Linked DNA regions of Homo sapiens: regions 1, 3, 4 and 5 are each linked to region 2. Evidence: chromatin loops called from intact Hi-C (ENCODE). Cell type or tissue: Calu3. All regions are shown on one strand. Region 1 overlaps LOC124902181 (a long non-coding RNA gene). Region 2 has its middle 28 kb from the start of ANXA1. Region 3 overlaps LOC105376081 (a long non-coding RNA gene). Region 4 has its middle 73 kb from the start of ANXA1. Region 5 holds the start of LINC01474 (long intergenic non-protein coding RNA 1474).

Evidence for each region. Hi-C counts contacts between places; a loop is a spot of excess contacts. Peaks named below come from ENCODE experiments on the same cell type or tissue, not always from the same donor. Only the 100,000 strongest peaks of a DNase experiment are listed, where the experiment ranks them.
Region 1: a loop joins it to region 2, with 17 times the contacts of the local background. A loop is called at or near these places in 59 of 110 quality-filtered maps.
Region 3: it touches region 2 in a loop (8-fold over the local background); 104 of 110 quality-filtered maps call a loop at or near these places.
Region 4: a loop joins it to region 2, with 4 times the contacts of the local background. A loop is called at or near these places in 8 of 110 quality-filtered maps.
Region 5: it touches region 2 in a loop (9-fold over the local background); 29 of 110 quality-filtered maps call a loop at or near these places.

What each region holds. Positions count from the first base shown.
Region 1 is chr9:72,855,078-72,860,077 of GRCh38, forward strand. LOC124902181 (a long non-coding RNA gene) reads right to left here. Exons shown (of 2, transcript XR_007061578.1): 2 at 2,375-5,000. Among named protein-coding and RNA genes, the nearest start is that of LINC01474, 17 kb to the right of the region's middle. RefSeq lists an enhancer at 2,959-4,158. In Calu3, no CTCF peak of the experiment used is centred here; a DNase peak (open chromatin) is centred at 2,164.
Region 2 is chr9:73,177,180-73,182,179 of GRCh38, forward strand. No RefSeq gene overlaps it. Among named protein-coding and RNA genes, the nearest start is that of ANXA1, 28 kb to the left of the region's middle. In Calu3, no CTCF peak of the experiment used is centred here; a DNase peak (open chromatin) is centred at 2,662.
Region 3 is chr9:73,105,414-73,110,413 of GRCh38, forward strand. The region is part of intron 2 of LOC105376081 (a long non-coding RNA gene); the gene reads right to left. Among named protein-coding and RNA genes, the nearest start is that of ANXA1, 44 kb to the right of the region's middle. In Calu3, a CTCF peak has its summit at 2,308 (motif pointing right); DNase peaks (open chromatin) are centred at 2,308 and 3,918.
Region 4 is chr9:73,076,745-73,081,744 of GRCh38, forward strand. No RefSeq gene overlaps it. Among named protein-coding and RNA genes, the nearest start is that of ANXA1, 73 kb to the right of the region's middle. In Calu3, no CTCF peak of the experiment used is centred here; a DNase peak (open chromatin) is centred at 2,757.
Region 5 is chr9:72,869,491-72,874,490 of GRCh38, forward strand. LINC01474 (long intergenic non-protein coding RNA 1474) reads right to left here and starts at 4,619. Exons shown (of 4, transcript NR_121181.1): 1 at 4,578-4,619; 2 at 3,537-3,665; 3 at 2,619-2,741; 4 at 2,238-2,526. In Calu3, a CTCF peak has its summit at 2,268 (motif pointing right); no DNase peak of the experiment used is centred here.

The DNA of each region.
Region 1 (5,000 bases), 320 kb before region 2:
GAATTGCTTGAACCCGGGAGACGAAGGTTGCAGTGAGCTCAGATCGTGCCACTATACCACTACACTCCAGCCTGGGTGACAAAACAAGACTCTGTCTCCAAAAAAAAAAAAAAAAAAAAAAAAGAATTACTTTAATTGATCTAATTCAGAAAGTTATTAATGAAAAATTATTTTAATTATTTTTAAAGAAGGTTTCCCCCAACTGGAAAAACCTAATCATTTATATATCCAATAAAAACAACTCTTTGGATTATTTTGGTACATTCTTAGTTGTTTCTAGATGGTAATGTCTTAATAGTAGACTGGCTTCACAAATTTAAGATAAGCAGGATTAAATGAATAGAAATGCATGTGATTGAGCATTAATGGCCCAGTGTTTCAGGCCTGTCTCTGCTACTGATTAGTTGTTTGACCTGTTGGAAATTATGTAACCTCTCCAAGTCTCAATTATTTGTAAGACAAGGAGGTTGCATAACATGATTCTAAAATTTCTTCCTGTGCTGTAAACCTGAGCTGTCCAATATGGCAGCCACTAGCCATATGTGACTATTGAGCACATGCAACATGGCTGGAAATGGAGATGTAAAATATACGCTGGATTTGGAAGACTCCATAGGAAAAAGCTAATGTAAAATGTATCATTAATATCTTTTCATTGTGCTTACATGTTAAAAAAATACTATTTTGAATATATTTGGCTAAGTAAAATATATTACTAATACTAATTGACCTGTTTCTTTTTTAATGTGGTCACTAGGAAAGTTAAGATGCCATGTGGCTTGCATTTGTCGTGTGCATTTCATCTCTATTGGGCAGTGTTGTTCTAAGAATTCTCTGAGTTTATGAAATAAGTTTTAGTGAGAGTTCCAATTAAATCATACCCAGATCTAGAATTCAGATCTTCTGGGAAATTTCTGATAAGTAGATAGTGTTGGTGGCTCCCCCTCCATCTGACTGCAGCAGTTGATTTGCATGGCTATGCAGAGATGTAGCCTTTGAGGAAGTAGGAGAAGGGAAGGGGAATGGATGAGATTAGAGTACAGTGGGGACAGATAGAGACTGCAGCCAGAATCCAGTGGAGCTGTTCATGGAGTGGGGATTCTGAGACGGTGGAGTACATGTAGCGCACTTTTGGTTCTCGGGAAATAAAGCCCTGCAAGTCCACCTGCGAATGGGGTAGAAAAACACTGTGATACTACCATCAGCTGTCTGTTTGGGGAGCACTGGTGATAGCCCACTTCAAAGGAGTCTGCTAAACTCATGACAGGCACAGCAGGCACTTCTCAGGTATTGGCTTGAAGGAGTGAAATAAGAGAACAGAGCAGGCCACACAGTGAGACAGCCTGAATAGATCAATTCATAAACTATGGACTCTCAGACATAATCAGATGAGATTTTGCATAGTACCAATGTCTAGGACTCAAAATGTGGGTGCGATAACATTTGGGATCTTAATGTTGATAAGGCCAGTGAGATCAAGGAAAGTTTTTATTTTACTTTTTTAGCAAAGCAACATAAAGGTCTTTAAAAATAAAAGTTGTTTGAGAGCAATGACACACCAGGTTTTCTGTGTTGTTTCAAACAGCAGGCAGTGTGCTCATGGTGTCTTGCCTAGGTCGTCTGGGTGAGGTTATGGGGTACAGTGAAGATGGAGAAGTATTGACAGATATGCACGTTGCCACTTCTGTGTTGCCTCCTCTGTCGGTTTATAGCCAATAAAATGTAGACAACATTCACTATCTTTAGGGGGCATCCAATGCTCAGTTCTAGCTAATTATTGCAGACGCAGGGCTCCCAGATCTTCTGGTGTCTAAAGAGAAGCTGGAAACCTTGATTTTTATGTCACATACTATAATATTTAAATGTTAGTAATTAGCACAAATTAATACGCGCGCGCGCACATACACACACACACACACACACACACACACACCATCTGTTGGCAGGATGCTGTCCCAGGGCCATCAGTGTACACTGTGATATTTCTAATATTAGAAACCCTATAAATAAGCAGCCCTTATTTGCACATTCTGGAACAATTTTTCAAAGCTTTCCTAGTCTTCTTCTTCTTTAAATAATGCAGGGTTTTTTTGCGGGCTCACTAAGACATGCTTTTCCTGCACAAAGAACCTGAGACATGAGCTTGGCTCAGATATGCTACCACAAGGTGGAGCTCAAACGTTTTTCTTTTTTGTCGAGTTTTACATGAAGTTAATGCTGATTAATGCAATAACTGAAACTATGATTCTATGACAGCTTAGTTTATCTCCTGCTGAGATTGCTTATGTGCTTTGGTTTTGTTCAGAATTATTAGCTGTAAAAACAAACAGCAAACAAACACCGCACACCCTGAAAACATAACAGCCTACCCGTCTAATTTTTATTTTATTTTTATTGTATAGATTTAGGTTAATTTACATTTTACCATGACATATGCTGAAGGCAGAGTTAAAGGAGTAAGAAAAATATAGAGTTTGGAACTCTTGGGATCCTATAGGCTTACAATTCAAATTTTAAATTTAAAATAGAAAATAAACCGAAAAGAAAACATAATTCTCTAAGACAAGAAACATGTTTCCGTTTAGGTAAAAGGAAAACCGATGATTTGTCCCTATGGGCTGAGGTACTTAAAGAATCTCTCTCTGCCTTAGGGCCTAGTCCTTCCTTAGGTTTCCAGCTTTATTTCCTGCCATTCACTTGGAATTTCCCTGAACCTCACTTTCCAAGTACATGAGTCCATACAACATGCCCTGTTCTGAGATGTGGCTTTGCCTTGTTTGTTTGTTGTTTCATTTCCCAGCTGCTTCTGTTGTCTGGAAGGTGCTTTGTTGGCTGCATCCAGACTATTGGAGTTTTTCCTTTTTGTTTCTGTTTTAAAATAACAACTCTTGTTTCAAGGCTCAGCTGAAATCTAAAGCCCTTCAAGAAGTCTTTCCAGTTCTTCTAAGTCAGCTTCAATAATCTACTCTTCCATGATCATGATAGTACTGACTTAGGCTTTCTGGGCTACAGGACTGCTCTGAATACCTGACATGCCCATTCTCTGAGTTCCCACGAAGAGCATTCTTGTTTTACAGCTAAGACCCCTGAAGAGCAGAGAGACTGATGCAGCTGAGCCTCTGCAGCTGGCACTGGAGTGAGACTCATCTCAGTCCTGAGTCTGTGCTCTTATCTGCTAAGCTATGGCATCTCCCTGAATTGTTACACCACATGCTTCATGGTCTTATCTTGCCATTTTTAACTTTTTATTATTATTATTATCATCACAGTGGCTTATTTATCTATTTACTCCATTAGAGTTTGAGCTGTTCAAGGCCAGAGGGTAAGTCTTGTCACTGTGACTCAGCAGTGCCGGCTCTGGGGCTGTCCAGGCAGGAGGGGAGGGGTTATGGTTCAATGACTCTGAAGGCCAACGTCCAAGTTGACCTAGCTTTGCCATGTGTTAGCCATGGGGCCTGGAAAAAATGCATGTCCCTGATACTTAGTGTCCTCCCCTGTAAAATATGGAAGGTAATTGCACTTCTTCCACAAAAAACAAGGTTTTGTGAAAAGTGGTTGAGTTAAAATCTCTGAAGAGCTTGAGATGCAGAGTCTGGCTCATAGAACTCCCTATGTGCTAGGAATTATTATAGCAGACATTTGGCACTTTGAATCGACAGTCCTGGCATTCAAACTGATCTATCACAGTTTTCAAGGCAGGTTTTAAAGCTTTAAACACGTTGTCCAGCTAACTTGTTGATGTTTTACTCCCAATTATTTTTAGAATAAAAAAAGTTTAAGGATTAGTTGGTGACCAGAAGTGATAAGGCAGGCCTTGACTTAGATGTGTGATCTACACTTGTAAACCTGGTAAATACTCTGCTGAGTAATACACACAAAACACACTGATTTTGAATAACTGGATCCCAATTTTATACACAGTAAGATGAGCAGGCAACTTTACAATGAGAAAATAAGACTATTAACTTCAATTTGTTTTTCTTATATTTAAATTCTAGGAGGTATTCTTATGCTTCTGAGTCTCCTATTGACTTCTGCTGAGATTATTCTCACGATATTGCTGAAGAAATTTGAAATTTCCCATTAAAGCAGATGCTTCACTCTCCAATTCATTGAAGCTAAAAAAAGACACAATCTTTTAAAATTTTACAGAGGTTGTATGGATTTCAAGGTTATGATAAAGAATCTAAAATTCAATCACAATATTTTCTTTATGGAAAATTTGATTGGATTTGCATAATTTTGACTTACAGGAAACTGGCCAGTCCCAAGTAAAAGGATTCTCTGTTCCTCTGTGAATTGCATTATCCAGTAATTAGTTTAACACATTGTATTAGTCCTTCTTGCATTGCTATAAAGAAATACCTGACACTGGGTAATTTATAAAGAAAAGAGGTTTAATTGGTTCATGGATCTGCAGGCTGTACAAGAGGCATGGTTCTGGCATCTGCTCCATTTCCGGGGAGGCCTCAGGAAACATACAATAACAGTGAAAGGTGAAGGGGAAGCTGGCACATATTACATGGCCAGGGCAGATGCCAGAGAGAGAGAGGGAGGTGCTACACACTTTTAAACAATCAGTTCTCATGAAAACTCTACCATGAGAACAGCACCAAAGGCAGAAATCTGTCCCCATGATCCAACCACCTTCCACCAGACCCACCTCCAACATTGGGGATTACAATTCGACAAGAAATTTGGGCAGGGACTCAGATCAACCCATATCACACATGTTTTCTGAGTGCCTGCTACATACCACTCACTGTTCTAGTGACTGGCATGCTTTCCTCTTTGAAAATAACATGGCTATAATACTTATATTTTCTTGGTGACCAATCAAAGTCAAGTGAAAAGCTGAATCTTTGAAATAGGTAAATTCAAGCAGTTGAAAATTTAACTGCCTTAATAGTTTACAAGGAAACTAAGGAGGATTAACCAAAGTGGGCCCGAGTGTGGGTCTTCCCACGTTCTCTTCTTGTCCTTTCTCTAATTGAAGGTCT
Region 2 (5,000 bases):
GTACAATAGCTAGCACTTAGTAAAATTATGACAAAAAATGATAGCTTGTGCTATTACAGGTTAGCTCAAAGTGCTTATTCTTTATGCTAAGGCATTTGGTGGACATCAAGAATTATACTCGAATACCAAGGATACAAGACTGGAGCACTGCTGTGTCATACGGTCTCTCTAGCTCTCTTTTCTTGGTTAGTCCAACATGTTGGGGAAAAGATCCATTCTAGAGAAGACACCAGGGCCACAACTGCAGCAGGAAAGTTGCTTTACCTCAAGGACTAGCATGCTTCTGTAAAATCTCTTAGGGATGGAGTGGTTCTACCATTTCAAAATAGCCCTAATTGACAGGGAGCATTTGTTTTCAGCATTTTGCTTTTTTGCTAATCATAAGATGAGCTGAATGAACATCATTGCTAAACTCTATTGAAGGTCTGAGCATAGACAAGATCCAGACTGATGTGAGACAGATTGAGAGCAAAATAGGACCTGAAAGATCGGGAAAGCACCATGGGAGCATCATGGACACAGCTTTCTTCTGGTCCCCTGGAATGTCCCTTTTACATTCACTTGAACACTGGGTTTAAAGAATCACTAATCTAACACTACTATTTCTAAAACTCCTTCAATAATGTATGTGTTACCTATATCTGCTGTTTGGTCTACGTTCCTTCATTCTTCCACATTCACAAACCAAAGATTAGGCTTTCTTGACTTTCTGTAAATTGAAAGTTGTATTGTTATTTATGTATTCATTGTGACACACAAAGAGCTCTGGGAATGAATGTTAACTAAGCAAAGCTGTTTCACCCTCTATTTGTTGAATGAAATTTGTCTTTTGTTTTTTTTAATCTAGTGACACCTAATTGCAACCTGTATTGTCTTTTAATTTATAGAAACATGAATACTTTTATGAAAACATTCAAAATGCTTTCTTATAGGACATCTGATAATTTGAGAAAATAATTTAGGTACTTAGCCAAAAATTTTATACAGTTCTAAAAGTGATGACTAAGTGGCACCTTAAACTAATCCTTTTACTCAGAAACAGAACTAGGTGATTATGTGAGTATGCTGATACGAATCAATAGGCCTCTAAAAGCTTAAATGTGAGGAATAGCAGTTGAGTCCTTGGTTGCAAGCAAGAGAAACTGATGAGCGGACTTATGAAAGAGGAACTTATAGAAGCATCTAAGAGTGTTGGAGTAAAGGACTCAGAGTGGGTGGAGGATTGGAAGCCCAGGTTGAGAACTAGGCAAGAAATTTAGGAGTTACGAAGTACAAGAAGCAGAGGGAAACAAACGTACAGCCATTTTCTCATTGCTCACACATCCTAATCAGGAGACCACCACTCTGCTGTCACCAAGACCTCTGCAGGGAAATATATCCAAATCTATCTCTTCCTGACAGGTGGTTCTGGCTACAGGAATCACTTGCAATTGCAGTCAAATGGTGGCTGAAGCTGAAAATGGAGGATGGAGCAGCTGAGGGCTGGCCAGGCAGCTCTTTCTTTATATAATAATCTCAGGGCCTGTCCAAGGAGACTAGATTCAGCGTTCTCCCTGCATGACAGTCTCAGGGAAGTAAGCCCACTGAGGCAGCAGCCCAGGGCTTCAATACAAGTGTTCCAGCTACCAAGGCAGATGCTACACCATCTTCTGCCACCTAGTCTCACAAATCACAAATGATTTGTGTCACATTCTTTTGGTTACAAGCAAGTTACAGGCTCAGTTTCAAAGCAACAGTAATTAGACTACCTTTCAAAGGGTGAGTAATGAGGTCTTAGATGATTTGGAGAAGAACAGAGAGATCGTTGGAACCATTTAGAGGAAACACTATTATCCCTGTATAAAGGACAATAATATATTTAATCACATTCCTTGTACTTCATTTGCAATATCTTCCATAGAGTGGCTATGAAAATTCGTAGATCATTGTTACTTTAAAAAAGAAAGCCATGGCTCTCACATTCTTATTATTTTAATACAAGAAATAACTGCCTTGGGCAATACTTTTTGGGGGATGTTGACAAGCCATGTTCAATGTATTAGCTACATTGTGCTGAAGATTATACTCAGTAAATGAAGATTGAGATTAATCATGATTATTTTCTTTTGCAAAAGCCATGAAACATTGCTAGCCAATAAGAAGGAAAAAACATTTGTATGTATTTGCTAAGGATTCATTATAGTGTGGGAGCAGAGTGGATAGTGACTTGGGAGCCAGAGAAATCTGAGTTTGAATCAAGCCTCCACCACTTATTGATTAAGTGACCTCAAAGATAGTAATTGCCTCTTTTAAGTGATAGTTTCTTATCAGTGAAATACTACTACTACTGCTACCAACTGCTGTACAGAAGACAGAATGATCTGAGAAGGAATTTTTGGACTGGAGTTTGTGTACCAGCTACAGGCTGTACCAGAAATACAGGAAGAGAAAGGGCTTTTAGTAACTGGAAACCCAAAATGCAGTCATGTGGAAATGATCCTTTTTTCTTAACTTCAATGGTAAAGATGTGGGAGGTTGACTCAATAGTCAAGTGACCCACCTGCTAAATCCTTTGACTTTGATGTGTAAACAACGTGCCTTCTTACAATTATTATCATTGCTTACTTTTTTGACCCTGAAGACTGACTCAGAGGAGTTCAGTGTCCTCACAACCCTAACTCAGAATTAGGCTATGTGATTCAAATCCCAGCCCGACTCCTCACTGGCTGTGGAGCTTGGCCAAGTTATGTAACTCAGGTTGCTCATACGTAAAATCAGGATATTGATGGTCATGATCAAAACTAAATTAGATAGTCCACATCTAGCACACAGAAAGCACTCTGTAAATATTAATACACAGTAGCTGCTGCTACTGTAAGAAGCTTATAATGCATTTCCAACCAAGAAACTTTCCTTTAACAAGATAATGCATTATGAAATATCCTATATTATTTGAAACATTAGATCATTTCCAGCTATTGGAAAGAAAAATGTAATGAGATTTTTCACATGTAGTAAACTAAGTTATGGGTTATATTTATTATATTCTTGTCTCACTGCAGATTAAAGTTTACATATGTAACAAACCTGCACGTTGTGCACATGTACCCTAGAACTTAAAGTATAATAAAAAAGTTAATCTTTTAAGTAGTAGAAAGTTTATTTATAGGCTGTTCTTTTCTGCATAACGGAACTACAAATGACTCCAATGTGGGAGTAAAGAATGTGTCTGTGAAAAAGAGCAGAGTAGAATGCAAAAAATTGATATGAGAGAAAAGAAAGGAAATGAAAATGTCATTCATATATCTGCATATTAATAATTTTACTTTTTTTTTTTAGGACCCAGCTATGGAGTCTATAAAAAACTCAGGTTTATCCCCAAGCTGAGTCATCAACCGAACAGCCCATCTGGAGAGCAGACTGGTTTTGGCTAGACTAATGGAAATACACTTTTAGTCTCTGGGGTCTAACTGGAAATGATTATTGTCATTCCATTTTCATGGAGATTGTGACTGTTGGAAACTCCATGTTGGCAGAATGCAAACCAGCTGTTGATTTCAAATGCCTCAACTTTATACTTTAACTATCTTTATCCTGTTTTATCTATCATCTATGTATCTTTCTTTTAGATTAGTCTTTCTAAATGTATTACTATAGAAGAAAAGTGTCAAAGAAGCACACACAAAATCTGTCTACATAGAGAAAACTAAATTGTATGTTAATTCTCAAGAGAAAAAGAAAGAAGAAAGGGAGGGAGAAATAATACAAGGTTTTGGCTTGTGTTTAGTGGGATAACAAGTTGAACTCACATCATAATTTGAAAAAAGCAAGAAAAATAAACAAGAAAATATAGTCAAGCATGGCTACATAACTTGTGGGGACAATGCAAAATAAAAATAAGGGGGCCCCTATCAAAAAATTACTAATTTCAAGAAGATGAGAGTAGATTATTAAATCAAATATGGGGCTGTTCTGAGCATAGGACCCTGTGAGCTTGTGCAGATTGTACATCCATGAAGATGGCCTTGAATATAGTTTCTTTTTTTGCTTAAAAATAATCTATTCTCCTTAATGAATACTCACACTCAAGGAGGGGAGACATTAACTTTTATTGCCATCTGGTATGACTTTTAGTCTGATCTGATAATGTACTACTTATTTATTTACATATTTAAGATTGGGTCTTGCTCTGTCACCCAGGCTGGACGGCAGTGGCACAATCATAACTCACTGCAGCCTCAAACTCCTGGGCTCAAGCAATCCTTCCACCTTAACCTCCTGAGTATTTGGAACTACAGGCATGCACCACCATGCCCAGCTAATTTCTAATTTTTTTGGTAGAGATGGGGACTCACTATGTTGCCCAGGCTGGTCTCAAACTCCTGGGTCCAAGTGATCTTCCCATCTCAGGCTCCTGAATAGCTGGAGTTACAGGTATGCGCCACCATGTCAGCTCTGTTAATTTACCTTTTATTATTTCTCAATTTGTTTAGTAAAACAAAGCTTAGTTTTCAATTTCATCTGTTTAGAAAAATAAAGCTTAGTTTTCAATTTCTCTTCCACCTCTTCCTTCCCTGGCTGGGAAGTGTGTACAGGGGGACGGATATCATTGTAGAGTTTAAGGGTTGACATCTCTGGCCCAGTGTCTTCTGACTCCACTGTTTGCTTGTTAACATCTCTTCTCCACTTGGGGGATCCTTGATATTGGAGGCCAAAGTCTGTATTTGGTTAACTGGGATGTGAGAGACTGCTATTATTCCAAGAAGGACAGTCATCATCAGATCTTAAATAAGGTAAGACACAAAGTTATTTTTATTTCTAGTGTATGAAAACTAGGGAGATTAGAAAGGTCAGATTAACTGAAGACAAATTAAAAGGATTGTACATTTGCTGTACATATAAGCTGTGATTCATAGTAAATGTATGTCCTAGTCATATGTGATAGTTTTTCTAAAATTATTTTAAATGTACAAAAAAAATCTTTGTTTATGCTTTCAGTGAGTTTTGTAAACGTTTTCGAG
Region 3 (5,000 bases), 72 kb before region 2:
AGGCTGAGAGACAACCAGCATTTATCTATCACATATGTTCAAAACGATCATCTTTAACATCTATGTGATATCTCTCACATATGTCGAAACTTTAAAGACAGTTGCTGCAAAAGTTTTGAAATATTTCCTTTACACCACTGAGAATAAAAATATCAGAAGGAAGAGGAGAAATATATAGATAATACAGCAATAATAAAGTTTAGTATGAAAAGAGAGTTGTTTATTTTCTAGTACTGGTTATAATTATCTCTGAGGTTCTATTTAGTATTTTGTATATAATTACCTTTCTGGTAGGTTGGGTGCAAAATAATTAGTGTTTTTTTGTTTTGTTTTGAGATGGAGTTTCACTCTTGTTGCCCAGGCTGGAGTGCAATGGCACAATCTCGGCTGACTACAACCTCTTCCTCCCAGGTTCAAGCAATTCTCCTGCCTCAGCCTCCCAGGTAGCTGGGATTACAGGCACACGCCTCCACACCCAGCTAATTTTTGTATTTTTAGTAGAGATGGGGCTTTGCCATGTTGGCCAGGCTGGTCTCAAACTCCTGACCTCAGGTGATCAACCCACCTCAGTCTCCCAAAGTGCTGGGATTATAGGCATGAGCCACTGCACCCGGCCACGTAATAAATTTCAATGGCAAAACCACAATTACTTTTGCACCAACTTAATATAAGACAGTTTACATTTTAAAATTACCTTCAGTGTGCTTTGCTAGTTTTTCTTCTTCTATACTACTAAGTCATAATATGCCTCACACATTCTCTTGAGTATCTTTATTTTCTGGTCAGAATCATTCTATAGAGAGAAGAAAGGCTTAGAGCATCCTTGCAACCATATTATCTAACCATAAATCTCTGCCCCTTATAACTGAGGGACATTATGTAGGATGAAACCTCAACAAGCCCCGTATACTAGAAAAAGACAGTAACTGTCAAGGACACCTGTTTTTTAGTGTGCAGTATCTGTGAACAAGAACAGCTGGTAACCCTGGATCTCATGGGTGCTAAGTCACTTTTCAGCCTGATGTTAATAAACAATCACCTCAAACTAAATGATAACAATGGTGTTCTATGGACAGTTCTTGACTTAATAAATAAAAGCTCACAAATCTGCCTTGGAAAAGTTACCTTATGGCTTCAAAAATCTAATCTGAGTAGCTTAAAAACAGAGCTTTAACAGAAGGTAACCTTAAACACAACACCAGGGCCTGTGCAAGATCTCTACAGAGAGATTTTTCTTTGTTTTGAGAATTTTTCCTGCTCATTCAAAGCTTATGGGAATTTTTCAAATCGGGCTTTATTTAGTACTTCTCCATAATTCCCTGTAAATGAGAATGATAAATTTAGTGATAGAAACGGTTCATATTTGGAGTGACTGGAAAAGGATCAAGTTCTTAAAAAAATGGCAGTAAGTTCTTTCACATAGATGTATCTTTCACTGACTTCTATGCCATAGTACCACTGATCTTCACATTTTTCATAATGCAATATCTGATTTTCATATTTCTACCTATTAGCATTTTTGACTTATTTACAAACATCAGTAAGAAGCCAGAAATAGTCACAAATTTACTAAGGAATAGGCCAACTATTTTTATTCTAAGTAACAGTGAGAGAATCAAAACTCACATTTCTAAACTTCACTGGAGTAATGATTAAAACTCACTGTTAATTATTGTGCATGTTTTGCAAGTTGAAAACTTCAGAGACGAAGTACAAATTAATGTGAACATTTATCTCCCCCGCCTAGAATTCTACTGTTACAGAGGCAGGGATTTCACTTGATTGGTTCATTGCTGTATTCCTAGCATTTAGCATACTACTTGACTCAGAGTATGATCTAATAAATATTAGTTTAATAACTCAAGAAATTAAGAATAATCTGACAGAAACAAATAAGTCTATGAAAAAAATCAGTTGCACTTAAATTTAATGTAGATATTATTTATTCCTGAAAACCTCATGCCTTGATAAAGTAAAAATATAGTCTTGGAGCCTTGAATGCAGATTTCTGTATTTAATGTCTCCCTGGATTGCACTTCTATTCACAAGGAGAGGGTACCTTTCAAATGTATCATCTTGTCTTTCATATCCTCAGCATTTGTCAAGCCTATGTATGTGGGACAGGAATGAAAATGTGGATAGTATGTTTCTGTGTGTGCATAAACTCATGTATATGCATATGTGTGTTCTGTGCCTAGATGTTTTCTCACCTGCAGATCCACAAGATAAGCTCTGAAAGATTTTAGGAGTATGGTCAGATACACAGGGTTTCATCTATGCTCTTGGCCAGGAGAGGGAGCTGTCACCTGCTAACTACAGCATGACTCTAGGTGCAAACTCATTTTCTGTGAGGATCCATACCTCAATGGTAGCTTTTACCTAAATACAAACTATACGTTGTGTTTTCTTTATTTTTTATTTTATTATTATTATTATTATTTTTTGAGATGGAGTTTCGCTCTTGTTGCCCAGGCTGGAGTGATCTCAGCTCACTGCAACCTCTGCCTCCCAGGTTCAAACGATTCTCCTGCCTCAGCCTCCTGAGCAGCTAGGATTACAGGCACCGGCCACCACGCCCAGCTAATTTTTTGTATTTTTAGTAGAGATGGGGCTTCACCATGTTGGCCAAGCTGGTCTTGAACTCCTGACCTCAGGTGATCCGACCGTCTCAGCCTCCCAAAGCGCTGGGATTACAGGTGTGAGCCACGGCGCCTGGCCCCCAAACTATAGATTTTGATTGTCAAATACGTCAGTACGTCAATCAAACAAATGAAAACCTAATAAAGTATAACATAAGACCTATTGTGACACATATTATAACTTTTTAACATAAAACTTTTTATAATGCTAGATAATAAGTTGGGTCAATGGTAAATTATTAACACTTAAGTACTATAGCATTAATAATGGTAGAAAATGTTTATCACCGTTCACCTTCTCTTTTCTCATAAACTCCATCTGCTTGGTTATTTGTGTTTATGTTGCATTTGATGCATGTCTTGTCATTTGCAAAATACGAGTAAACCAGAAAAAAAGTAGAAGATGAAATGCTCATATGACTATATAAAAAAACTTTTGAAGATGTAACACAATGTTTTCAGGGTTCACCTCCAAAATTTTCATCTACTACATATAGGTTCTGTATTAAACATTTATTAGACATTATCTTGTATAATTCTAAAAAATTATCTTCACAATTGGTCTTATAAATCCAATTAGCAGATGAGGAAATAACTACTTAGAGAAAATAGGTGACTTTGGCCGGGTGCGGTGGCTCATGCCTGTAATCCCAGCACTTTGGGAGGCCGAGGAGGACGGATCACAAGGTCAGGAGATCGAGACCATCCTGGCTAACACGGTGAAACCCCGTCTCTACTAAAAATACAAAAAATTAGCCAGGCGTGGTGGCTGGCGCCTGTAGTCCCAGCTACTCGGGAGGCTGACGCAAGAGAATGGCGTGAACCCGGGAGGCGGAGCTTGCAGTGAGCCGATATGGCACCACTGCACTCCAGCCTGGGCGACAGAGCGAGACTCCGTCACACACACACACACACACACACACACACACACACACACGAGAAAATAGGTGACTTTGTAAGGATCATACTACTCAGTGATTAATTTGACATTTGAACTTTGATCATTTGACTCTAATTCCCATATGATTATCTCTTCTTCTAAATTACTCTTCTGATCAGCTGTTTACCAAATCTCTAGCACATGCCAAATATGAGGTCATTTCTTTTCCTCATTCCCATGGTGAGCATTTGAGAACAAAATCTTACTCGATCTCATAGCAATCACTGTATGCTAAAGGCGCTGATGTTATTCAAATAATTTATTATCATTATGTTAGGAAGTCTAAGAAGAGCTTATTGTTCTGCTCTGATCTGGTTTGGCCTGCCTTACAGCAGAATATTCTGGAAACCTGAGGTGGCCAGTGGCTTTGTCACTTCTCTGGAATATTGAGAAACCCACAGAGACTAAGAGGTTGGTTCATTAAGAACCTGACTAGGGAACAATAAACACAACCTGTCCATATATCACCACAGTGGCTTTGTTAATGATATTGATTCTACATTTACTACAATGACTAACACAATTGTAATGCCTCATGTTTGCATTTCAAGTAATAAGGAAAGAAGTCTTAAATCCAAACCTTTTACTAATCAAGATGGCTATTCATAAGTGTTATTCGAAAGCTAAGTTGGATCGTATTTGTCAGTATGTTTTCAAAACAGAAGGTGAGTTACTGAATAATTTTATTTATTTATTTATTTATTTATTTATTTATTTATTTATTTATTTATTTTGAGGCGTAGTCTGGCTCTGTCGCCCAGGCTGGAGTGCAGTGGCGCGATATTGGCTCACTGCAAGCCCCGCCTCCTGGGTTCACGCCATTCTCCTTCTTCAGCCTCCCACGTAGCTGTGACTACAGGTACCCGCCACCATGCCCGGCTAATTTTTTGTATTTTTTTAAGTAGAGACGGGGTTTCACCATGTTAGCCAGGATGGTCTTGATCTCTCCTGACCTCGTGATCCACCCGCCTCAACCTCCCAAAGTGCTGGGATTACAGGCATGAGCCACCGCGCCTGGCCTACTGAATAATTTCATTTAATTCTTGAAAATTGCATACAAAATACGTTTTAATAAGAAAATACATTTTAATAAGAAACATGAAGCAGAAGCTTAAGTCTTGTTTAAATGGGGTCATTCTTCATAAGTTTACGTACGTGTGTGTATCTATGTAATTGCCAAAGACTCATTACTTTATAGCAAACTTATCTTAAAAGTTTCTATTATCTACATTGACAGCTCTTACACTTTGATTTGTTTATAATAGGTGAATTCTCAGTCTAGCTTTAGCAAGTAATTTCAAAATTAATACTATTTTGATTTTGTTCAACAATTCTTGCTTAACCTGATGTATCTTACAAACAGGTTGTATGACCAGTTTCTTAAGGATAGTTGAATATTATATTAATATTATTGTTTGTTT
Region 4 (5,000 bases), 100 kb before region 2:
CTTAGAAATTCACTAGGCAATCATTACTTTATTCAAGGCAATTTTATGAATTAAACAAGATGCTAATTATACTATCAATAGCATAACTGTGCTTTTTGACTCAAAGAAAATATAACTTGAACCCACAATGATGTGAAGTTTCTTCTATATAGATCTTTGTTTATCCTGCTGATTTGTTTCCTCATTATTGGCTTCTTAAGAAATCGTTGCTCAACTCTGATTTTGTGTTTCAGCTTTGAGTCACATTGAGACCAATGAACATCTTTCAAGTATTTGATTATATTTGTGATTATATGTAGGGAACTTCTTTTCTTCCTGTTGAAAAATGATTGGGACTCAAATAACAGTAGTACTGACCATGTATCACTCAGTGTGCCATAACATAAATTCTGCATCATTGGTCAATTCATTTATTCAATCTTTTATTTCACTCCACACCCATATGGGGTGACTATGATGCAGACATGTTTATATACACAGCAGAAACATCACTGGAAAAAAACAGACAAAAGTTCTTGCTCTCATGGAACTTAGATTCTGACAAAGAAAGATATCAAATAAACCTTAAACAAATATAAATACACTACAGATATATAAATTATGTAAAGTGGTGGTAAGTGCTGTGAAGTAATGTGTAGTAGAGTAGGGGGGATAGAGAATGATAGTGGAGAAGGGGAAGGATGCTCTTTCATATGAGAGTCAGGAAAATCTCTGATAAGGTGACATCTATTCATGGAGTTGTAGTGAAGGAGAAATCAAAATGGATATCTAAGGGAAACACCTTCCAGGCAAGTAAGACCCTGAGACAAGAATATTCTAAGTATATTCAAGGAATAGCAAGAAGGTCTAAAGGGCAGGATATGATATTCATTTTAAAAGTTTGCTCTGTTTGCATATGAGAATAGATTGTAGAAAGGCAAGTGTAAAAGGCTATTACACACTTGCAAGATGTTTACTGAGAGATGACATTCAGTTTAGTTTGCTGGCATGGATCAGGATTTAGAAAAGAGAATGAACCTGGAGGGACAATTTGAAGATATTCAGAATGACTCTGCAGATTTTTCTTGAGTAGCTAGAACTATATGAAGATCAGGTGTGTGTGTGTGGGTGTGGGTGTTTGCATGTGTGTGTGTGTGTGTGTGTGAGAGAGTGTGTGTTGAAAAGGGGTAGACTAAAATAAATCAAAGTCCAGTTTCAGATAGCAGAAATTTAAGATGGCAACTTGACAGTAGATGTAAGCCAAAAAATGTATAAGTCAGGTGTATCCAGGAGATGTTGGGACTGAAGATATAATTTTAGGAATTTTTTAAGCATATAGTTGGTATTTAAATACTTGGAATCAGATGAAGTCACCTACACAAGGAGTACTGGTGGAGAAGAGTTTATGAAAATAAAGAGAAATCAGCAAAGGGGACAGCAAATAATTTTTTTTCCAAAAAGAAAGGGAGTCATTAGCTATATCAAAAGCTGTTAATAACTGAAGCAAGATGATTATGGAGAAATGACACTGAATTTTTCAGTGTAGAAGTCATTAATGGCCTTGACAAGATCAGTGTATGAAAAAAATTTTGTGTTTCAGTGGGCAACTAAACATAGTCTGACAACTCTTTTAGGGTATCAAATTCTACCCCTGCTCATTGTCTTTGAGCTGTTTTGCAAATCTTTGTAAGTGGTAGGTAATTGATAAACAAATTCTGACTTGTCTGTTAGTGACATTAATTGACTTTCTGTGTCCAGTTTGGTAGTGATCTAAATGAATGTGGAAAAATCAGTTTTGTCTGCATTTCCAATTAATTTCAACATTCTGTGCTCTAGATAAATTAGCGCTGTTTGACTTTTCCTTTGAATCAGTTATAACATCTCCGTGGCTCCCTCATATTATGTAAGTAAAATTATTTAACACATGTTCATTTTCATATCTGAATGAGGGTTATGATTTCACCTTTTTCTGAAAATTATCTTTTTAGCATTAACGTTGGTGTGGTGATGTAGGCAAAAGACTGGCTCAGAGGTACTTGACAGAAAATGGAAAATGGGGTCAAAATGGTTGATTTGATATTCAGAAAAACCTTTTTTGGTAAAGCACATTGAAAAATCTCAACACAATTTAACAATTTTTTAAATTATGGTAGGAAAGTAAAAATAAGGGAATCTAGAAGCTTGATATAAGAAGGCAATCCAGGCCTGGCGTGGTGGCTCATGCCTGCAATCTCAGAACTTTGGGAGGCGGAGGTGGACGGATCACTTGAGGCTAGGAGTTTGAGATCAGCCTGGCCAACATGGCAAAACCCTGTCTCTACTAAAAATACAATTATTAGCCAGGTGTGGTGGTGCACGCCTATAATCTCAGCTACTTGGGAGGCTGAGGCACAAGAATCGCTTGAACCGGGAGGCGGAGGTTGCAGTGAGCAGAGATTGCACCACTGCATTCCAGCCTGGGCGATAGAGTGACACTCTTTCACAAAAATAAATAAATAAATAAATATAAAATAAGAAGGCAATCCAGAGGAGTGAGTGAGTACTGGATCTGCTAATGTGAGGGGTCATGAGCTCTTGGGACAGGAAACAAAGCTTGAGACTAGAGCTCTGGTAGGATCCACAGCATAATGCCGGGAGCAGCAAAATCTCAAGGGAAAAACCTGACTTTGCTTTAAAATGGAGATGTCTGAAATACTTGTCTGTCCTGAACTTAGCTCTAGATAAGCTAGAATAAAAGAACAATTATCTGCTGAGAATTTCTAACCACAAGGTGGCACACACCTTGTTTGTTGAAGAACTGAGGTACAGCAAGGTGTGGCTAGAACACTGAACCAAAGGAATTGTGGTATGACCTTAGTTAGGTCTTGGCTGTCATCTCCTTGTTACCCTAACATAAAAGGTTGTGAACAATAACTTCTCTATGTCACTGGATAATTCAGCCATGAGGCTCTCTCTTGATTCACATCATAAAAACCCAAACATTATTCTTTTGTTGCCATGCACACTTGCAGGTACAAGGATGTTAAAATCTACACACCCCTCCCTAATTCTTATATTGCAAAAATTTGCCTGTTACATAATAATGATAGTTCCTTGAGTTTTTATCAAGTATTATGTTTACCCAGAAAAGAACAGTATTTTAAAAAGGTATTCTTATACAATTCTCCCCACTTTTTGCATTTTGTATTTTCTTTGGGACAAAAATGTTATTTGCCTTTGTTGGCAGGGACAGTTAGTTACATTTTTAGGGGAAAATCTCAGAATGAGAAACTAAACTCGAACTAAAATAAATATAAGTCTTAGTAAAAAAATCTGAGAAATCAAATGTATTTATTTAAAGTAAGCTTAGATCTTTTTTTGAGCTCAAATCCCGTGATAATTCAATCTGAATTTATTTTGGTGCTCTCTCACTCACACCCATCTTATGAAAACCAAAGCATTTGGGGGTCTTTTACTCATCCGGTTACCACTGAGATGCCTTGTCTAAACTTACAAGGGCTACTGAAATCTGAGAACCTTGGGTTTTAGTGCCATCTGGAAGCCCAGTAAACTTTGCAAAGGCTGTGAAACTCAGCCTAAACTCCAGCCCCTCAGGCATACTAGGCAGCCACACCCCTCCCACCTAACCCAAAACTCCGCTCACCTCCTGCAATGCTGTGAAGGAGAAAGCTGTAGGTTCCCTGGGAGTCTGCAGATCTCTCTTCCCATCCTGGACTTCTGGGGCATGCCTCCCCTCCCACCTTCTCTTTTCCACAAGGCACATGTCTCCCTTTCCCCTATCTGGCATAATTCCCTCAAGGAGTGCCAGGAAGGCAGATCATCTGCTGGATAATTAGCCTTTCTGTCCTACAGCACAAACCTCCTGTGAGGTTAAAAGAATGAAGGAGCTGGCTGCCTTCTTTAAGTGGACATGAATGTAAAAAAGATCCATGAAGCACAAAACACAAATTCTGTCTCGATTAGCTATGTTGATTCACAGCTTGTAGCCTCTCCTCATAACCTGAAATACCTGATAAAGGACGGCACGCTCCATCAAAACATACTGTCCAATTTGTGAGTGGTTGAAGGAGTGCCCCAAACCTCCATCGGCGGTCTGGCCTTTATAATCTTACACGCACAGTGTTTTATTCCTGAAAACTAAAGCTGAAGGAGAAAACTTAAATTACAAATGTCATCACTCATTTACTTAAAAATTATCTCCTTCTGTATATGCAGATGCTTCTTATTCTCTTGCAATCTTTCCAAGCCCTTTGCACTAGCTGTATTCTTTAGCACATTAAAGAAATAAAATCATTTCTTGACTCTCATGGGAAGATAAGATGGAAATGGCAAGATACCGCTGGGAATAATAGGCAGAGGAATGTTGCTTTTGATAAGAAACCAATAGAACTATACCTACTTTCTTTTTCTTTTCTTTTTTTTCTTTTCTTTTCTTTTTTTTTTGAGACGGAGTCTCACTCTGTCGCCCAGGCTGGATGCAGTGGTGCGATCTCGGCTCACTGCAAGCTCCGCCTCCTGGGTTCACGGCATTCTCCCGCCTCAGCCTCCAGAGTAGCTGGGACTACAGGCGTGTGCCACCACGCCCGGCTAATTTTTTTTTTTTTTTTTTGTATTTTTAGTAGAGGCAGGGTTTCACCGTGTTAACAGGATGGTCTCGATTTCCCGACCTCGTGATCTGCCGGCCTCGGCCTCCCAAAGTGCTGGGATTACAGGCGTGAGCCACCGCGCTCGGCCGAGCTATACCTACATTTTATACATGTCTTCAATGACACATTTATGATTAAACTAAAGATGTTGGAATGAAAATGACAAGTGATCATTTCTCAACATACAAGAAAGTCTATCTCAGTGTATCCATGGGCCAGGAAGAGAATACACTTTAATAAATGTGTTTTTTTGGGGACTAGCCCAGGCTGAGAAAGGAAAAGTCTCTGGTAGTTCCATCAGGTCTTAGTTTCCTGGGTATACATAACTCTGTATTATTTGGCTGAGAAATTAAAGGATTTTCCTTCAGTGTATTC
Region 5 (5,000 bases), 310 kb before region 2:
CCCCCACCCTCTCTCCTCTTTCTAGTAGTCCCCAGTGTTTACTCTTCCCACCTCTATGTCCATATGTACTTACTGTTTAGCTCCCACTTATAAGTGAGAATATGCGGTATTTGGTTTTCTATTCCTGTGTTAACTCACTTAGGATAATGGCCTTCAGCTTCATCCGTGTTGCTGCAAAGGACATGATTAGAATATTGTTTTTAAAATTGCTATAACTGGCCAGGCGCAGTGGCTCACGCCTGTAATACCAGCACTTTGGGAGGCCGAGGTGGGCGGATCATTTGAGGTCAGAAGTTCAATACCAGCCTGGCCAACATGGTGAAACCCTGTCTCTACTAAAAATACAGAAAAAAAAAAATGAGCTGAATGTGAAGGTGCATGCCTGTAATCCCAGCTACTTTGGAGGCTGAGGCATGAGAATTGCTTGAACCCAGGAAGCGGAGGTTGCAGTGAGCCAAGATCATGCCACTGCACTCCAGCCTGTGTGACAGAGTGAAACCCTGTCTCAAAAAAAGAAAAAAAAATGCTATAATTGTATAAGAACAAAATTGTCAGAAAAGTGTCCCTGGAAGAAGAAATTAAGCTGCATCCAAGAGAGTAAAGAGTTAGCAGACACCTCACTGTCCTTTTAATATGTATTTCTGTGGATAATTATAAATTAATTAGTTTAAAAAATCTCTTTGTTGACTGATAATTCAAAGAGCATAGTGACAGCATTTAATTTGCTCCTTAGAAATGTAACTTTGACAATATGCAGAAAAGATTTGGAAAAAAAAGAGACAATCAAAGCAGAGAGAGCAGTTTGGAGGGTTTTGCTATAATGCAATTGATAAATGCTCAAACTAAGACGATGACTACCAATATTTTTCCAGTCTGAAATTTTCTGTTGTATTGGTACCCTTTTTTCTTTAAAGATTTTACAAAGGCTTCAATATTCATGTAGGTAAACTTGTCACTCTTTTACCATAATTTATTATAACTTATAAAGTTAAAAGAATGTGTGTGTGTGTGTGTGTGTGTGTGTGACTTCCAGTTGCTTTTTTGTCTCCTATGGTTTTCTAAAAACTATTTAATCTTTTTTATTCACTAAGTTTTTTTTTCCATTTTCTGAAATTCATCTGAATCAGAATATTCAGGCCTTGAGACAGAAGTGGGTCAGAAATCACTCAAGGTTTTTCAAACAAGTGAATATAATACAGGAATTTGGTTACACTTAGGTAACTATGCTAAATGGCTGCTGGGAACAGCGACAGTCCTTCTGGCTGAAGGCGTACGTGGAGGTGATGGAATCACCAGAGTCCAGAATCATGGAGAAGAGAACTACCTGGGCCAGTCCTGAGACCACAAATGAAACACCACCTAAAATAGATGCTAGGATTACTGAAGGGCTGCTACTAAGCAGGTGAAAGGACTCCTTGCTGTGGGTGCTGGAAATGCTAAAAGATGATGATGAAATGCCCATTGTTCCTTGCTGCTGGAAAATGCCAATAGAAACTAAAATAAAAAAGGTCCCATCTCTCCACTCCTACCTTTCAAACTTCTACCAGTAATTCTTATTGATAGAAACTAACCAGAAGCCAATAGGAAAGTATCTTAGTCCATTTTCAGTTCCTTATAACAGAATACTTGAAACTGGGCAAGTTACAAAGAAATTTATTTCTTACAGTTATGGAAGCTGAGAAGCCCAAGGTCAAGGGGCCACATCTGGTAAGTGGCTTCTTGCTGATGAGACTCTGCAGAGTCCCATGGTGGCACAGGACCTCACATGGTGAAGAGGGTGAGTGTGCTAGCTCAGGTCTCTCTTCCTCTTATTATAAAGGCACCAGTCCCACTCCTATGATAACTCATTAATCCATTAGTCCATTATTCCATTAATCCATGAATGGATTAATCCACTCATGAGAACAGAGCTCTCATGACCCAATCACCTCTGAAAAGCCCCACCTCTCAATACTGCCACATTTGGGATTAAATTTCAACATGAGTTTTGGAGGGGGACAAATATTCAAACCTTAGCAAGTAACTAGGAAAATAGAATATGCAGGGCCCCTGGACAGTCAAAATGCCTGACACAACCTAGAAAGGCAGAAATGAAGGCTGAGAGCAACAGTCAAATGATCAACTCAAACTATTTTTTCTTTGGGGCTTCTGAGTGCCTATAACACATCCGAGAAGGTCATCTATTTGAATTTCGGGATATGTGTTTTTTCTTTGAGACATGAAAGAGAGCTGATGACTTTAAAATCTTCATTTGGATTGGTTTATTTTCATAGATTTATGTATCTCCACCAGGTGGAGTCAGAGGCCAGTTTATTAAAGGGTTAAACTTCGGAAATAAATTTGGTTAAGGATTTTAGTTTCAGAATAGATGAAGGAAAGATAAACAACACTGCTTCTTTCTTCAGATGTTCTTGCTGGAATGGTACCTTGTTATTATCATATCCGCTTTATGTTTTGTCAATGTGCCCCCGTCCTCTGGCTATAACTTAGGACACTTCTGTTGCAAGGAATGGAGACTCATTCCAGCTGGCTCAAGAAAAAAGAATGTTATTATAAATACACAACAAGGAATATCACAGACTTTTTTGGAAAAGGAACAAAATACAGCCAGAGCTTACCAGGAACAGGAGCTGCTCTTTGCTTCTCTTAAGGAACATATGGTCACTCTTATTTCTCTTGCTGATGTATTCATTATTCCTTCATTAAGTATACATACTGAGTCTCTACTATGGTGGTAGGGCCTGGATATACAGGGGTAGAAAAGATATTAAATGAGAAGACAGGCATTAAAGAAATAAGCACACACATAAAATTATAAATTGCTATAAATGCTTGGAATAAAATGTGCAAATTTGAAGAGGGAATGTATATGGGGACTTAATTACAATTAAGAGGTTAGGGAATAAACCATTATCAAAGTGACATTTAAGTATAAACCTAAAAAGATGAGTAGGAGATGGCCAGATTGACAATGGGGTAGGATGTTTGATTGCTTATAAAGGATTTGAGCCAGAAAGAATTGAACCATTTTCTATGCATACAGGAACACAAGGCTTGTTATTTAAATAGCTTATTATTTTAATATAGGGCAAACATATTTGTGGTGAATGGGGGACATTCTGTCAGAATTAGTGGAAACAGTTGTGGAAATATGTGAAATATCTATAGTGTGATTACATTCAGGTTGGTTCTTTACTTCATATTTGCTTCATGTAGTAATTGAAGATATCAATTGTAAATTTTTTATCAGCCCAATGTTTCCCAACACTTATTCATAATGTAATTTACAAGTGCATGAAAATAACTTGCCTTGCATTTTAAGTTGGCCAGTCTCCCTTCTTCTTGTGGGAGGTTTATTACACTAACTAGCAGATCTGGCTCTCCTTTGTTTCCGCTTAAATGGTTACAAGGGCAAACTTGAGCCAGGCATATAAACAGTGTCCAACCTACAAGTGATTCTTCCTTCAAACCAAGTCATTGAGACCACAGCACACCACCTGACATCATCTGGCGTGGCTGTGTACACTGATACATACCTGTCAGAGGTCAGACATACAGTCCTGTTCTTTTTGATCCTTCATATGTACCAGGCTAATTATGAATTAGTATTTTGGCCTCTCTCAGTCTGAATGTTGCTGGTAGCTTTTTTCTCTCCCAGGTCCTGACTTCACAGATAACAATCCACAATTAAACTCATTTATTTAATAAAGCTTCAGTGACAGTAAAGCTTCCTATGTTGATGTTTACTTATAGATTTGGGTAATAAACCAACAGATGGTAGATACAAAAAACTGAGTCACAACAAGCATATCCTAATAGTCTGCTAAAGTAAAAGATTGAATATAAAATAATAACTATTCTATCCAAGCTATCTAAGCCTAGATAATGAAATATTTAAAAACCTTGCCTAGAAAGCAAATATTCCCTTTAGAATTTTTTGAAAAATACCTAGAAAAGTTATTTGAGGGCAGTTTACTTGCATTCCTCAAATTGTACAATTGGCAATTTAAACGAAAACTTTCTACTGACCTTTGAAGTCTCTTGAAGTTTTTTTTGCTTGTTTATTTTGTTTTGTTTTTAATTTAAGAAAGAAGAGGCATCCAGCTCTGCCTTTTTCCCTCATTAAGACATACCAACAGAAATAACTGGCTGCATTTGGTCTTAGCCAATATCATATGATTATTTTTAGGGATTTTTTTGGCCCCCACACAGTGCATGGTTGAACTGCCAAAATATAAATCAAGATATGAAACTTACTACATTCTTCAGAATTAATAAATATTTTCCCTGGTTAAAGCAAGACTCCCATAAGCAAATCATCCAAAATAAACTAGATTAATTAGGTCCAGAATGGATAAGATAGAATATTCACAAAGGATAACACTGTATACAATTATAAATATTCATTCCTTTGTGTTGCTAATTTTAGATTAGGTCAGCCTGTGGATGTATTAGTCTGTTCTCACACTGATATAAAGAACTACCTGAGACTGGGTAATTTGTGAAGAAAAGGGGTTTGACTCACAGTTCCACAGGCTGTACAGGAGGCATGGCTGGGGAAGCCTCAGGAAACTTACAATCATGGCAGAAGGGTGAAGGGGAAGCACGCATATCTTCACATGGTGGCCGGAGAGAGAGAGAGAGTGAAGGGAGGAAGTGCCACACACTTTTAAACCATTGGATCTCATGAGAACTCACTCACTATCACGAGAACAGTAGGAGGGAAATCCACCTCCATGATCCAATCACTTCCCACCAGGTCCCTCCTCCAACATGTGGGGATTGCATTTCGACATGAGATTTCGGTGGGGACACAGAGTCAAACCATATCAGTGGACATGTAATGAAAATGAAAGAGCCTAGCACACTTTAAAAATGCTCTTCATATCTCGGTGCACTGACTAAGATGGCAGGGCAGGCTTCAAATGCCTGCTCTATCGGTCACTACTGTGCAGCTAGGCATCCACTAAACTCTTTGTGCCTCAGTGCCCTAACCTATA